Linked DNA regions of Homo sapiens: regions 2 and 3 are each linked to region 1. Evidence: read pairs that join two places in POLR2A ChIA-PET (ENCODE). Cell type or tissue: OCI-LY7. All regions are shown on one strand. Region 1 overlaps KAZN (kazrin, periplakin interacting protein). Region 2 overlaps KAZN (kazrin, periplakin interacting protein). Region 3 overlaps KAZN (kazrin, periplakin interacting protein).

Region 1 (4,000 bases):
TGAGCAACTGTGTGCTTCAGGCATGGTGCTGGGTGCTGGGGAGGCAAAGATGGTCAAGATAGAGTTCCTCTTCTGGATTATGTCACAGGGGAGAAAGACAAGTCCATTTATTCATGCACGCATTTAAAAGTGAAGCACCAATCATATTCAGGCCTCGGATGCAGAGCAAATAAACGACCCGCTCCAGCAACTTGGGACAAGTGCTTGGTCAGCACACAGGACCTCCATGGTAGCACAAGGGAGAGAGTGAGGGCATGATCCTGCCCCAGCTGCCTGGAGGCTGCACCCCCAGAGAAGCATGTTCAAAGCACAGAGCTCCTTCCCACTCCCCTCCAGGTCTGTGAACAGAGGGCAGGACCTGCCACCCCCACAGGCACCATGGAGGGAAAGTGTCTGTCATTCCCCAGGAAACGATAAAACTGAATTTCCAAATGCCCTGTTATTCCTACAGTTAGTAATTGGAATCCCCAAAGCCCAGCAAAGGTGGAATCTTTCCTGTTTGGGGGCTGGCAAGAAGGAGGGCTAAAGGAATTCCAGGCAAAGGAAGGAGAATGAACAAAGAGCAAGAAATCAAGAGACCCTCTTGATCCCAGGAATGGCCCAAGGTGCAGCTCAGAATCACAGCAGTAGAAACCTGAGATGGGAGTGCGGGCGGCCAGAGCGGGAGAGGTCTGTGGGGCTCAAACCACGCCAAGGAGACAGGAGCTATAGAGGGATTTAAAGAAGGAGAACCATACAATGTAATTCATTTTTTTGGGGGGGCGGAGGCAGAGGATAGGATGGAATTGGGGTGGGCGAGACTTTTAGCAAGGCAGCAGTTGGCAGCTGTCATAATCCAGAGAAGAGAAGTGGGCACATATAATAGTGAAGAGGAGACAAGGACCAAAGGTGCTAAAGGAAAAAGCATCATAGTTTGTGCATGGGACTGGATGTCAGGATGACATTTGACTGGAAGTCAAATTCCACTCCCTCCACCAAGTTTTCTCTGCATCGGTTTAGAGGCGTCCTGCCCAGAAACACAGCCTGTGCATCTGGGATTGCAGCTCCCCGCACAGCACGGTGTCTCTGGAGCTCTTACGTGTCATACCACGGTTGGTTCCCTGAGCTCCAGGGATGTCTAAGCCACAGCTGCCTGTGGAGGGACCAATTTGCCTCCTAGGGGCTGCAGGGTATTTGCCACAGCCCCAGCACACACTCGGCTTGGGTCTGATCCACAAAAACCCCGCTTTGCAAGGCAGATGGTCCCTTGTTGACTGCAGATGTATCCAGGTGCCTCCTAGAAAGGAAAGGACTCCTTCTTTCCCCCGTTCTCAACTGCTCAGCAAATGCCCCAATAAACCAGAGCCAAAAGGATTCAGGGTGACATTTCCCACTGAAGAATTGCTCTGAATCACGAAAATAATTCTCCTTTCTGCTTGTAGAAATCCCAGAGCAGATACAAACCCTCCTGAAGGGTGCAGATGAATTCCTCGCAGGCTCTCTGTTTGCACGTGGGCAGACAGATCAACATTTTTTTATTCTAAGTGAGGAAATTCGAAGCTTTCCACTTTTTTTGAATCCGTCATTCCTTTGGCTGGGCTGACTTGACCCGTTACCACAGTTAGTTCTCCAGTTTGAACTTCAAACAATACAAAAAAAAAAGGGGAAGTTGGTGGTGTGAAGACTTCTCGTCATGTGAAACGTCTTGAAAGCGTCCTCAAGTGAGAAAATGACATCCCTCCCTTCATCAGCCTAGCCTGAGAATGGTTCCTTAGAATTTCCCCACCCGGCCAAGGGGAGGAAACACTTGAGCTTATGAAGGAGTTTTGGGCATCAAAGGGCTTTTAGGAGGTGCGAAGTTATCACACGAACAGGAGGATTTTCCCCCACAGGAATGGAAATCCACCACAGGACACTGCCCGTCTCTTGCTTGTACTTCCGATGCCAGCACCTAATAAAGCTGGGGTATGGGGTAGCAGCCAGAGGCCATCCACTCCAATAGCTTCTCACTTCACACAGTCCCGGATTTAAAATTTGGCTTGACAATGGAAACCATTTGTGACTTAAATCTGCATATCTGGCACAGCATCGATTAAAAAGAACATGGCTTTTAACGCTAGATGGGCTTAGTGTTTTGTTTGTTTTGTTTTGAGACAAAGTCTCACTCTGTTGCCCATGCTGGAGTGCCGTGGTGCAATCATAGCTCACTGCAACCTCAACTCTTGGGCTCAAGTGATCCCCCTACCTCAGCCTCCTGAGGACTCCTGGGACCACAGGTGTATACCACCATGCCCAACTAATTTTTATTTTTATTTTTAATAGAGATGAGGTTTCACTAGGTTGCCCAGGTTGGTCTTGAATCCATGGCCCCAAGCAATCCTCCTGCCTTGGCCTCCCACCGTGCTGGGATTACAGACATGAGCCATTGCACTTGACCAGACGGGTCTAGTTTTCAACTCAGACTCTGCCCTCTACTTGCTGTGTGGCCTTCAGCAAGTTGCTTAACCTCTCTGAGGTTCAGTTTCCTGTCCTGTAAAATGTGAATCGTCATCCTCACTTCACGGGGATTTTTTTAACGAAAAAAATCCAGTACATAAACCTCTTTGATGGAAGAATGAGCCTTCATACGTGAAGGACCTTGTACACAGTTCCCGGGGCCTCAGTAACGCTCTAAACATTACCTGCCTGGACTTACCTCTCTTCTCCTGAAGCTCATTAGAAGTGCATAAAGTCTGAGCTCAATCAACTCCGGTGGTCAGAAAGCCAGGAGAAGCCTCTTTGCCTCCCTGAATGAACAGCCACAGGTTTATGATTTATTTGCTGATTAATTGGATGCTTGGAGACAATTCCATTTCAATTACCTTATTGGCATGACGAGATATACAAGGGCTGCCAATGTCAATACATTAAGACTGAGTGTGCTGGAGCAGCAGCCAGGGTTCAGGGCACTGCTGTGTCATCTGCGCCACGGTGCACAAAGGCAGCTTCAAAAGCATTTCAGCATGATCGCTTCCCTCTCTCCGCTCCTGGGGAGAGAAGGATCCTGCACACCACAGGCAAATCATGCTGAAATTGAGGTGGTGCCTTTGGGACTCCCATCCCATCACAGTCTTGGGATTCTCTAGCTGAGATCTACTAGAGCCTGTGGAAGCAAGAATGGTCATTTATCACATGGAGCTGGGTGCATGGTGTGGGGCCCAAGGGAGAAAGGGTAGCCCCTGCCACTCGAGTACCAGAAACCAGAAATTGTGCTGGACTGAAGGGCAGTAGGTAGAATTCTAAACCCCCAAGATTTCCTCTCCTGGTGTACCCACTTTGAGTGCATGCAGAACCTGTGAATGTGATGGGATTTCGCTTCTATTCTTACATTACCACTGTTGACTTTGAGCTCTTTATTTAAAAAAAGCATCCAGGTGGGCCTGACCTAATCAGGTGAGTCCTTAAAAGAGCCGGGGCCCTGCCTAGGAGATTGGCAGCCCAAGAGCTGATGGAGAGGCCCATGTGTCAAGGAACTGCAGGCAGCCTCCAGGAACTTAGAGCAGCACCTGGCAAACAGCCATCAAGAGAACAGTGGCCTCAGTCTTACAGCTGCAAAGAACAGATTTCCATCAATAACCACATGAGCTCGAAAGAGGACCTGGAGTTACAGAAGAAATGCAGCTCAGCCAGCACCTGATTTCTGCCCCGTGAGTCCCTGAGCAGAGAGCCCAGTTCAGCCATGGCCAGACTTCTGAACTCCAGAAGCTGCGAGGTAATACGTGTCTGTCCTCATAAGCTGCCCAGTGTGCAGTAACTGGTTACACAGCAGTTGATAACAGATGCACAAAGTGACTGCATCACTGTTCTCCCAACCCCTCTCCCCTTAGAGCCTTGTGGTTTCTGTGCCTGCTTCTCCCTGTATATCTGCTTTTCTGCTCTTTTCCTGGAAGCTGGATCTCTTTACTTCTCTGTGCATACCGTGGAGGATCCCTGAATGGATCCACCCATTCGAAAACCATCTGCTGAGTGGCAAATTCTACAC
Region 2 (4,000 bases), 140 kb before region 1:
TGGAGAACTTAAGAGTACATATATTCACACCAAAGCCACACAACCTATGCTTCTGTTATATGCATAGTCTTAAACACTGATTTTATTCTTTAATTCAGTGGCACGGTAGAAAATGATGTTTTTGGTGTCAATGTCCTTTGAACTTCTTTTTTCTTGAGATGGAGTCTCGCTCTGTTGCCAGGCTGGAGTGCAGTGGTGTGATCTGGGTTCACTGCAACCTCTGCCTCCCGGGTTCAAGCGATTCTCCTGCCTCAGCCTCCCGAGTAGCTGGGACTACAGGTGCCCGCCACCACACCCAGCTAATTTTTGTATTTTTAGTAGAGACGGGGTTCCACCATGTTGGCCAGGATGGTCTCGATCACCCGGCCTCGTGACCCACCCGCCTCGGCCTCCCAAAGTGCTGGGATTACAGGTGTGAGCCCCCGCGCCCGGCCTGAACTTCTTATTTATAGGCTGTGAGACCCTAGATGAGTGATGTAGTTTCTCTCAGCCTCAGTTTCTTCATCTGTGAAATGGGGAAAATATTGTCTCCCTTACTGGGATTTTGTGGGCACCTAAGAAGACACATACAGATATAAGGACCCCATTCCTGTACCCTATTCTTTCTTGCCTGCCTCTCTCTTCTGTAAAACAGACTGAGGCTGGGAGACCTAAAGGATACAATAGAGCTTCCTATCCCAAACCGTAAGGGGTGTTTGATGATTTAAAGAAAACAAGAGATTCCCAAGTAGGTAACATTCAAATAAGTGGCATGCAAGTTTCAGATTATAGTTCAGGGTTAAGGCAAAGGTAGGCCCCCTGTCTGATTCTTGCCTGGAAGGTCTTGCCTGTGTCCATGTGATGGGGATGGGCTGGCTTTGATAGGGAGGGAGAGCCCTTGAATCTCTTGAAATTAGATCCAATATTGTGTGCAGGTACATTATTCTAATAAGTTCTGCTTGATTTGATTGGGTAGGCGGGAGGTGAGGGATGATGGAGGATGGGAGGAGCGTGTGAAGATAATGCTCCCTTTGGCTGTGACCCAGGGTCTCACCTTTGAAAAAGGTGGGACAGAGGCCACCACTTCCATCCAGTCCTAAGAAAGCCTGCACCCTGCAACAGAAGAGCTCAAGAACCGCTTTTCTTTCTTTCTTTCTTTCTTTCTTTCTTTCTTTCTTTCTTTCTTTCTTTCTTTCTTTCTTTCTTTCTTTTCTTTCTTTCTTTCTCTCTCTCTCTCTCTCTCTCTCTTTCTTTCTTTCTTTCTTTCTTTTGAGATGGAGTTTCGCTTTTCTTGCCCAGGCTGGAGGGCAATGGAGTGATCTTGGCTCACCGCAACCTCCGCCTCCTGGGTTCAAGTGATTCTCCTGCCTCAGCCTCCTGAGTAACTGGGATTACAGGCATGTGCCATCACGCCCAGCTAATTTTGTATTTTTAGTAGAGATGGGGTTTCTCCATGTTGGTCAGGCTGGTCTCGAACTCCCGACCTCAGGTGATCCACCCACCTCAGCCTCCCAAAGTGCTGGGATTACAGGTATGAGCCACCGTGCCCGGCCAAGAACCACTTTTTGAGTTACCCATGAGTGGTTAAGGAGCAGCTCTGGAGAGAGATGTCTGAATTTGACTTCTAGCTCCCTATTTATTCCTCAAATGAACTTTGACAAATCTCTTCACCTTTCCACACCTTGGTGTCCTCATCTGTCTAAGGAGGATGATGTCAGTCCCTACTTTACAGGGGTTATTATGAGACTTAAATGAAATAATCCATGGAAAGGTCTTAGAACAGCATCTGGAAGTTTCTAGATGCTCCATAAATGCCAATGAACTTTTAAAACTGTGCTATAATTGCTTTTAGTTTTGCAAGCATTCCGTCTAGCCCTCCACGTGCAGGGAGAAGAAGGGAGGAGCTGTAAGTGATGCTTTAACCTTCCCTTGGTTCCTCAGAGCCAGCACTTCCCTTAGCACTGATTCTTTCACTCCAGCATCTGAAGATCTGGACTGATGGGAAATACCAGGTCTATAACAGAAGCCCTCCTTTATCAAAACCAACCATATGCCTGACCTCGAGCAGGGTGATTTCCACGCATCATTTCACAGCCCCCAAATGGACCAGTCCCCCTACTACAGACAAGGAAACCGAGGCCAAGAGAGATTAAACAACTTGCCCCAGGTGAGAAGCTAACACATGGAAGAGTCTTTAGGGCTGAAGCTTCAATGTTACTGCCGCTGAGTCATTTAAAATAGTCCTGGCTAAAGCATATCTAGCAAAACTTCAGCTTCTTCTAGGAGGGAAAAAAGTTTGTTTGGAATCTCTGAAGTTTAGCTGAGTGCATGCTGAGCTCACGCTCTAACAACCCTGAATTTGCATGAGATAACAACACTTCCTGTTCAGTTATGAAAAACTGTAGGGCAAGGCGAGAGGATGAGCCAGTCTCTGGCTACTCACAGTGTGATCCCCAGACCAGCAGCATGGGTCTTACCTGGGACTCGCTAGCAAGGCAGAATCCCAGGTCCCACGCCAGAGCTACTGAATCAGAATTCAGTAGCCCTAAGGACTCAACAGGTATTTACAGAGTACCAGCTTCAGAGGCAGCTTAGAGTGGACCTGAGAGACACACAGGAGGAGTAGAGAACAGGCCTTTCCCCGGAGGAGCTTACAGTGAGTTCAGAAGAGAAGAGAAAGCTGCCACCACCATAGCCAGCAGCACCTACATTTGTGAATCCAAATCTCATTTAAACAACCATACACAGAAAATAGTAATCTTATCCCCAGTATAAGGATGCAGAAACAAGTTCAGAGGGAGCAAATCGATTCAAAATGGTTCATATGAGGTCTTCTGGCTGGGAAGTGGTCGAGCAGAAACTTGATTCCAGGTGATTTGACACCAGAACCTGTACCTGAACCCACCATGTGGTGCCCTGAAATAATCTCAGACATGAGACTGTAAGTTCCTAGAGGCAGGGACCAGCTCTGCTTGGCTCACCACTGTATTCCCAGGGCTGAGGACAGTGCCTAGCACATAATCAGTATTCTATAAACACTTGCGGATGAAGAGATACATGAACAAATGGAAGATTCGGCAAGATGGCAGACAGTTCCAATGGTACGGGTCACAGAAAGTTTATTTCCTGCCCTCTAGTCCTTCTTGTGCCTTAGTAGCCTCAAATGATTTCCACTTCTCTTCCTCACCCCACCAGGCTGGCATTTCACATGCCAATGGCATTTGTTACTGCCTGTTTCTGCACCTACCAGTTTTGACAAGGGTTGGGAAGTGGTTTGCTGGGACATTATCTGACCTGTCACCCTGCTGGATTTTCTGGTCCAACTGGAAACACCCTGCTTATCATGCGAGAATTTACTTTCAGGGGTGTTCAGCCTAACCTGACTGAGCACAATCTGTGGAGCACTGGCCATGAGTAACTCCAGGAACACAGCTTTGCTGGATATTGGGAAAGAGCAATTTGGCTGTGAGCTCAGTTACCGCATGCTCCAAGAATGGATCCTGTGCCCACAGCACTTCACAGAGGCCTCAGGAGCACAAGGCATGCTGGACTGTCATTCGTTTTCTTACCTCATTGTTTTCCCCATGTTAACTGGAGGCTATTCACCGGCAAAGAGTTATCTTGCTGCTGCTCAACCCTCAGCACGAGCCTAGCAACTGGTATAAATCATATTCCACTGGGACAGGCATGTGTCTACTCTGACCAGTATAGGACAGCAGATGTGATGCCATGTGACTTCCAAGGTCAGGTCATCAAAGGCCTGCAGTTTCTGGTTGGTTCCCTTGGAAAGCTCTCTCCTGGAATGCACAAATCTATGCTCTAAGAAGTCCAGGTCACAGGGAGAAGCCACAAGCAGGCAGTCCAGTTGGCAGTCCCAGCTGAGCCCAGCCTTTGGGTCAACAGCCCACTTATTTAGACGAGTGAAGTCATCATCTTGGAAGAGGAACTTCCAGCCCAGCAGGAGCCTCTGGGTCCGGTGCCCAGCTATTTGAGTCACCCCCAACCATTTGATTCCTCCCAG
Region 3 (4,000 bases), 210 kb before region 1:
CCCTGTCTCTACTATAAATACAAAAAATTAGCCAAGCGTGGTGGCAGGCGCCTGTAGCCCCAGTGACTCGGGAGGCTGAGGCAGGAGAATGGCGTGAACCCGGGAGGCAGAGGTTGTAGTGAGCTGAGATTGTGCCACTGCACTCCAGCCTGGGCAACAGAGCGAGACTCCATCTCAAAAAAAAAAAAAGAGAGAATTAAAAAAAAAAAAGAGAGAGAGAATTTAAAAGAAGTCCAGACTGGGGTCTGAGCAAATGGCAAACCTGGGGACTCACTGTCTCCCATGCAGCTTCTGAAGGTACACACCTAGTGGGCGTTTCCGGCAATCACATCACCTCTACGTCCCTCCACTTCCTCACCTGTAAAATGGCCACAATGACAGTGAAGAGCAGTGGTTCTGGAACTGGATGGCCTGGTTCAAATCCTGGCTCTGTCCTTGGGTAGTTGTTTGACCCTGGCACGTCACTTCCCTGTCCTTGTGTGGAGAATGAAGATCACAATAGTATTCATCTCCCAGGGCTGCTGTGCCAATGCCTGAGGACAGATAAAAAGCCCCAGCAAGCGGCCTGGCACCCATGAGCCCTCCGTCAACACTGGCAGACAGCTGCTGATGCCATCACAGGGCATGCCTGACTCCATGGAGGCGACAGGAAAGGAGAGCAAGTCTTGGGCTCAGGCTGCCCAAGTCTTCCGGGCCGGAGCGGACACTTGCCCTTTGGTGGGAGGCTCTCGAGGCCGTGGAGCTTGAAAGTGCTGCGGGGCAGCTCACAAATCCATATAACTCACTCCCGATTACTCTCCAGCCTGCCTGAGCAGCTGCTCCAGGAAGAAATAAAATATGCTTTGCATACTTTAAATGTTTCACTTATGAAAACTGGCAGGGCTGCCTTTCTAAATTGTTTAGCAATAAAGTCACTAACGAGCAGTGTTTGAGGCTCTCCCCACCGGAGCTGGAGCCGGGCCGGGGAGCCAGCCGGGGTGGGGGGAGGGGGCAGGGAGGGAGGACAGACTGGCCGCCAGTGCGGAGACTGCTAGGGCTTCCAGAAGGCGCCATCTGGGATTTTTCAGAGGGGCACGGGGATCACATCCTGGTGTCCCGATGTGAAACTGGATCCTCCCTCTGGAAGCCAAGCCCCAAATGAGTGGGGGCAGAGGGGAGGGCCCTTCCGGCCTGGGACGTTTTCCCACACTCCAGGGCGCCCCGGTTTCCAGCCAATTGAGTTAATTGAAAAATTACCTTGGGCTGAGAAAGACCAGGACTGGGCCACGGGGGACTGCCTCACAGGAGACCCAACTCAGCCTCCAGCACTGGACTTCCACCATCTATAGCTGCGAGGCCTGCAGGGGTGCTCCTGATGCTGGGCACACATCCCCTGCAACCTCCCAGAGACCTCAGGGGTAGTTTCAGTCCTACTTGACAGATGGGGAAACTAAGGCAAAAGGGATAAGGAGCCTGCCCAAGAACAGAAAGCTAGGGAGCTGTGGGCCATGAGCCTCCGTGCAGCCTGGTGCTGTCCCCTGCGGTACTTTGTCCCAGGATGCTGTTCTGAATGTGTGGCAGGGCCACTGCGACCCCAAAACCCAACGAATGTAACTCGGAAGGAAGCCCAGAATGCAGATCAGCTGGCAGGCGGGCAAGAGGCCTCCTGCCCTGCCCAGAACAGGATGGTGCCGCCATCCGCAGAAGGCCTTGCTGCGGGCTGATATTGCTGATATTGACAAAGTGCTGAATAAAGCACTTTTCCCTCCTTCCAAGTGCTCACTTCTCTGTTTATCATCCCAGCTGCCTGGGAAGATTACAATGGTGGGTTTTATTGTCCTAAATAAAGGCCAGCCAACCCCAAGGCCCCGGGAACAGCACCATGACTCAGCTGGGTCACATAGGAGTCTGGGGTATGGGGAGGCCCAAGCCCAGTTCCCCACCTGCCCCTTGCCCCTGGCCCATCTCCCATGCACAGACACCAGGCAGTCCACACTGGAGACCGCCTCTCTGGGGCAGTTCATTCGTGTCCCCCTAGGACCCCTGCCTATTCGAAGGCGAGAGAGACCTGCAATTCCAGAATGGTCCATCCCATCTCCAGGGGCCGTGGCAGGCATGGCTTCTGAAACCAAGTAGGACACCAACGGGGGCCCCCACAGCTGTGTCTCCCCGGCATCAGGCCACAACCTTTCAGGACTAGAAATGAACACAGCTGATTAGAAAAACACCCTTACTTCACTTACAGAGTTTCAGCAGTTTAGTCTGTGAACCAAACATATAATTAAGGCACAGAAAAATGTGAGTTGCTTTTTTTTTTTTTTTTTTAGGAGGGGGAGCTGGGAGCGGGAAGAGGCAGACAAACTCAAGTCCCCGAGTTACCTTTATGTCTGAAGACAGAATTTCTTCCCCCACAAGAAAACTCGACCCTGACATAGAAGCTGCATATCCAGTGTGTGTTTTTTTGTTTTTGTTTTTTTTTGAGACAGAGTCTCTTTCTGTCACCCAGGCTGGAGTGCAGTAGTGAGATCTCAGCTCAGTACAACCTCCGCCTCCCGGGTTCAAGCGATTCTCCTGCCTCAGTCTCCCAAGTAGCTGGGATTACAGGCATGCGCCACCACGCCCGGCTAATTAGTTTGTATTTTTAGTAGAGACAGGGTTTCACCATGTTGGTCAGGCTGGTCTCAAACTCCTGACCTCAGGTGATCCGCCCGCCTCAGCCTCCCAAAGTGGTGGGATTACAGGCGTGAGCCACTGTGCCCGGCTCAACTTTTGGTTTTGACACTCACTGAGCACCTCGCCTGAGAGGCGATGCCGTCTAAGCAGCTAGAAACACATCTCCAAGCAAGGCATCCCAGCCACTTACTAACCAAGTGATCTTGAGCAGGTCACCTCACCTCTCCGTGACTCAGTTCTCTCATCTGTAAAATGGGAGTGATTGCTGTAGGGATTAATTGGGGGTCTATACCATAAAAGAACATTGCTGGGCACACGGCAAGTACTACATACATTTTGGTTATTATTTTCCCTCCTGCTCCTCCCTCAAGAACCACACTGCCTTCTCGTTGTGAGACCAGCCCTTGCCAGGAAGCATTGTCCTGGGTCCCCAGAGACTTCTGGAATCTCTGATGTAAATCCTCAGGTAGAACATTCTTTGCTGAGAGGTCTCCGGAGTAGGCTCTCCAGCAGCTGGCGGGGGGTGACTGCTGAGGAAGTGATCCTGCAATCCTAATCTGGAGGCTTGGGCACTATTCTGCTGCTGTCCCCTCTGGCTTTCTCTGGTTTCTGGACTGAAAAAGGTAGAGACGGAACTTTAATTCTTGCTCTGAGTGGCCTCTGACTTCCCACCAAATGTTTCCCCGTCTGTCTGGCTAGCTCTGCCCACAATTCACAAAGGTCAAACGCTGTTTCCACTCTGCATGCCGCCTCTAAGGAGAGCAGAGGAGAAAACTATTCGAAAAATGTAAATTAAAAAAAAAAAAAAACCCAAGGCTCTCCTCCCCAACACACACACACACACACACACACACACACACACACACACACACCACACACACACACACGCAGCTCACATCCAGTTCAACATAACACAAGACCACAACAAGCAGGAAGACAGAAGGGCGATGCCGAATTTTCACCAGTGGTGACCAGCTCCAGGCCTGCCTTTCTTAGAGGATTACAGACGGCCCTGCTAACCCAGACAAGGAAATCTCTTGTACAGAGAAGCATCCTTCCAGGTCCTCCTAGACACCCTTCTGGCCAGGTATTATAAGCTGCAGCATCTGGTGCAGCCCTGACCTGTGCTCTAAGCCCAAGAAGTGCCCATTGAGCTAAAGCTAGCCCAAGGCACAAGCCCAGGGGCAAAAGCGTCCTTCCATCAAGCCAAAGACCCCCTAGGACTACAGTCTCCTGGCCAGAGGTGCTTTCATGCCAAAACATGTTTTTCCTTAAAGCCACCCTCTACCCCTCATCTCCCAGGAGAAAATGATACTGACTAGAGAAGAGTAGGTTCTAGGTTCGGCTG

The links. ChIA-PET counts read pairs that join two places held together with the same protein. Peaks named below come from ENCODE experiments on the same cell type or tissue, not always from the same donor. Only the 100,000 strongest peaks of a DNase experiment are listed, where the experiment ranks them.
Region 2: POLR2A ChIA-PET joins it to region 1 with 5 read pairs; 1 of 35 experiments calls an interaction of 5 or more read pairs at or near these places.
Region 3: POLR2A ChIA-PET joins it to region 1 with 5 read pairs; 3 of 35 experiments call an interaction of 5 or more read pairs at or near these places.

What each region holds. Positions count from the first base shown.
Region 1 is chr1:14,737,307-14,741,306 of GRCh38, reverse strand. The region is part of intron 1 of KAZN (kazrin, periplakin interacting protein); the gene reads right to left. Among named protein-coding and RNA genes, the nearest start is that of KAZN, 140 kb to the right of the region's middle. In OCI-LY7, no CTCF peak of the experiment used is centred here; DNase peaks (open chromatin) are centred at 1,666, 2,896 and 3,556; H3K4me3 peaks cover 1,988 bases; H3K27ac peaks cover 3,146 bases.
Region 2 is chr1:14,880,546-14,884,545 of GRCh38, reverse strand. All of the region lies in intron 1 of KAZN (kazrin, periplakin interacting protein), which reads right to left. Among named protein-coding and RNA genes, the nearest start is that of TMEM51-AS1, 270 kb to the left of the region's middle. RefSeq lists enhancers at 2,549-2,608, 2,619-2,668. In OCI-LY7, no CTCF peak of the experiment used is centred here; a DNase peak (open chromatin) is centred at 2,375; H3K4me3 peaks cover 965 bases; H3K27ac peaks cover 1,354 bases.
Region 3 is chr1:14,942,532-14,946,531 of GRCh38, reverse strand. All of the region lies in intron 1 of KAZN (kazrin, periplakin interacting protein), which reads right to left. Among named protein-coding and RNA genes, the nearest start is that of TMEM51-AS1, 210 kb to the left of the region's middle. RefSeq lists an enhancer at 1,906-2,501. In OCI-LY7, no CTCF peak of the experiment used is centred here; no DNase peak of the experiment used is centred here.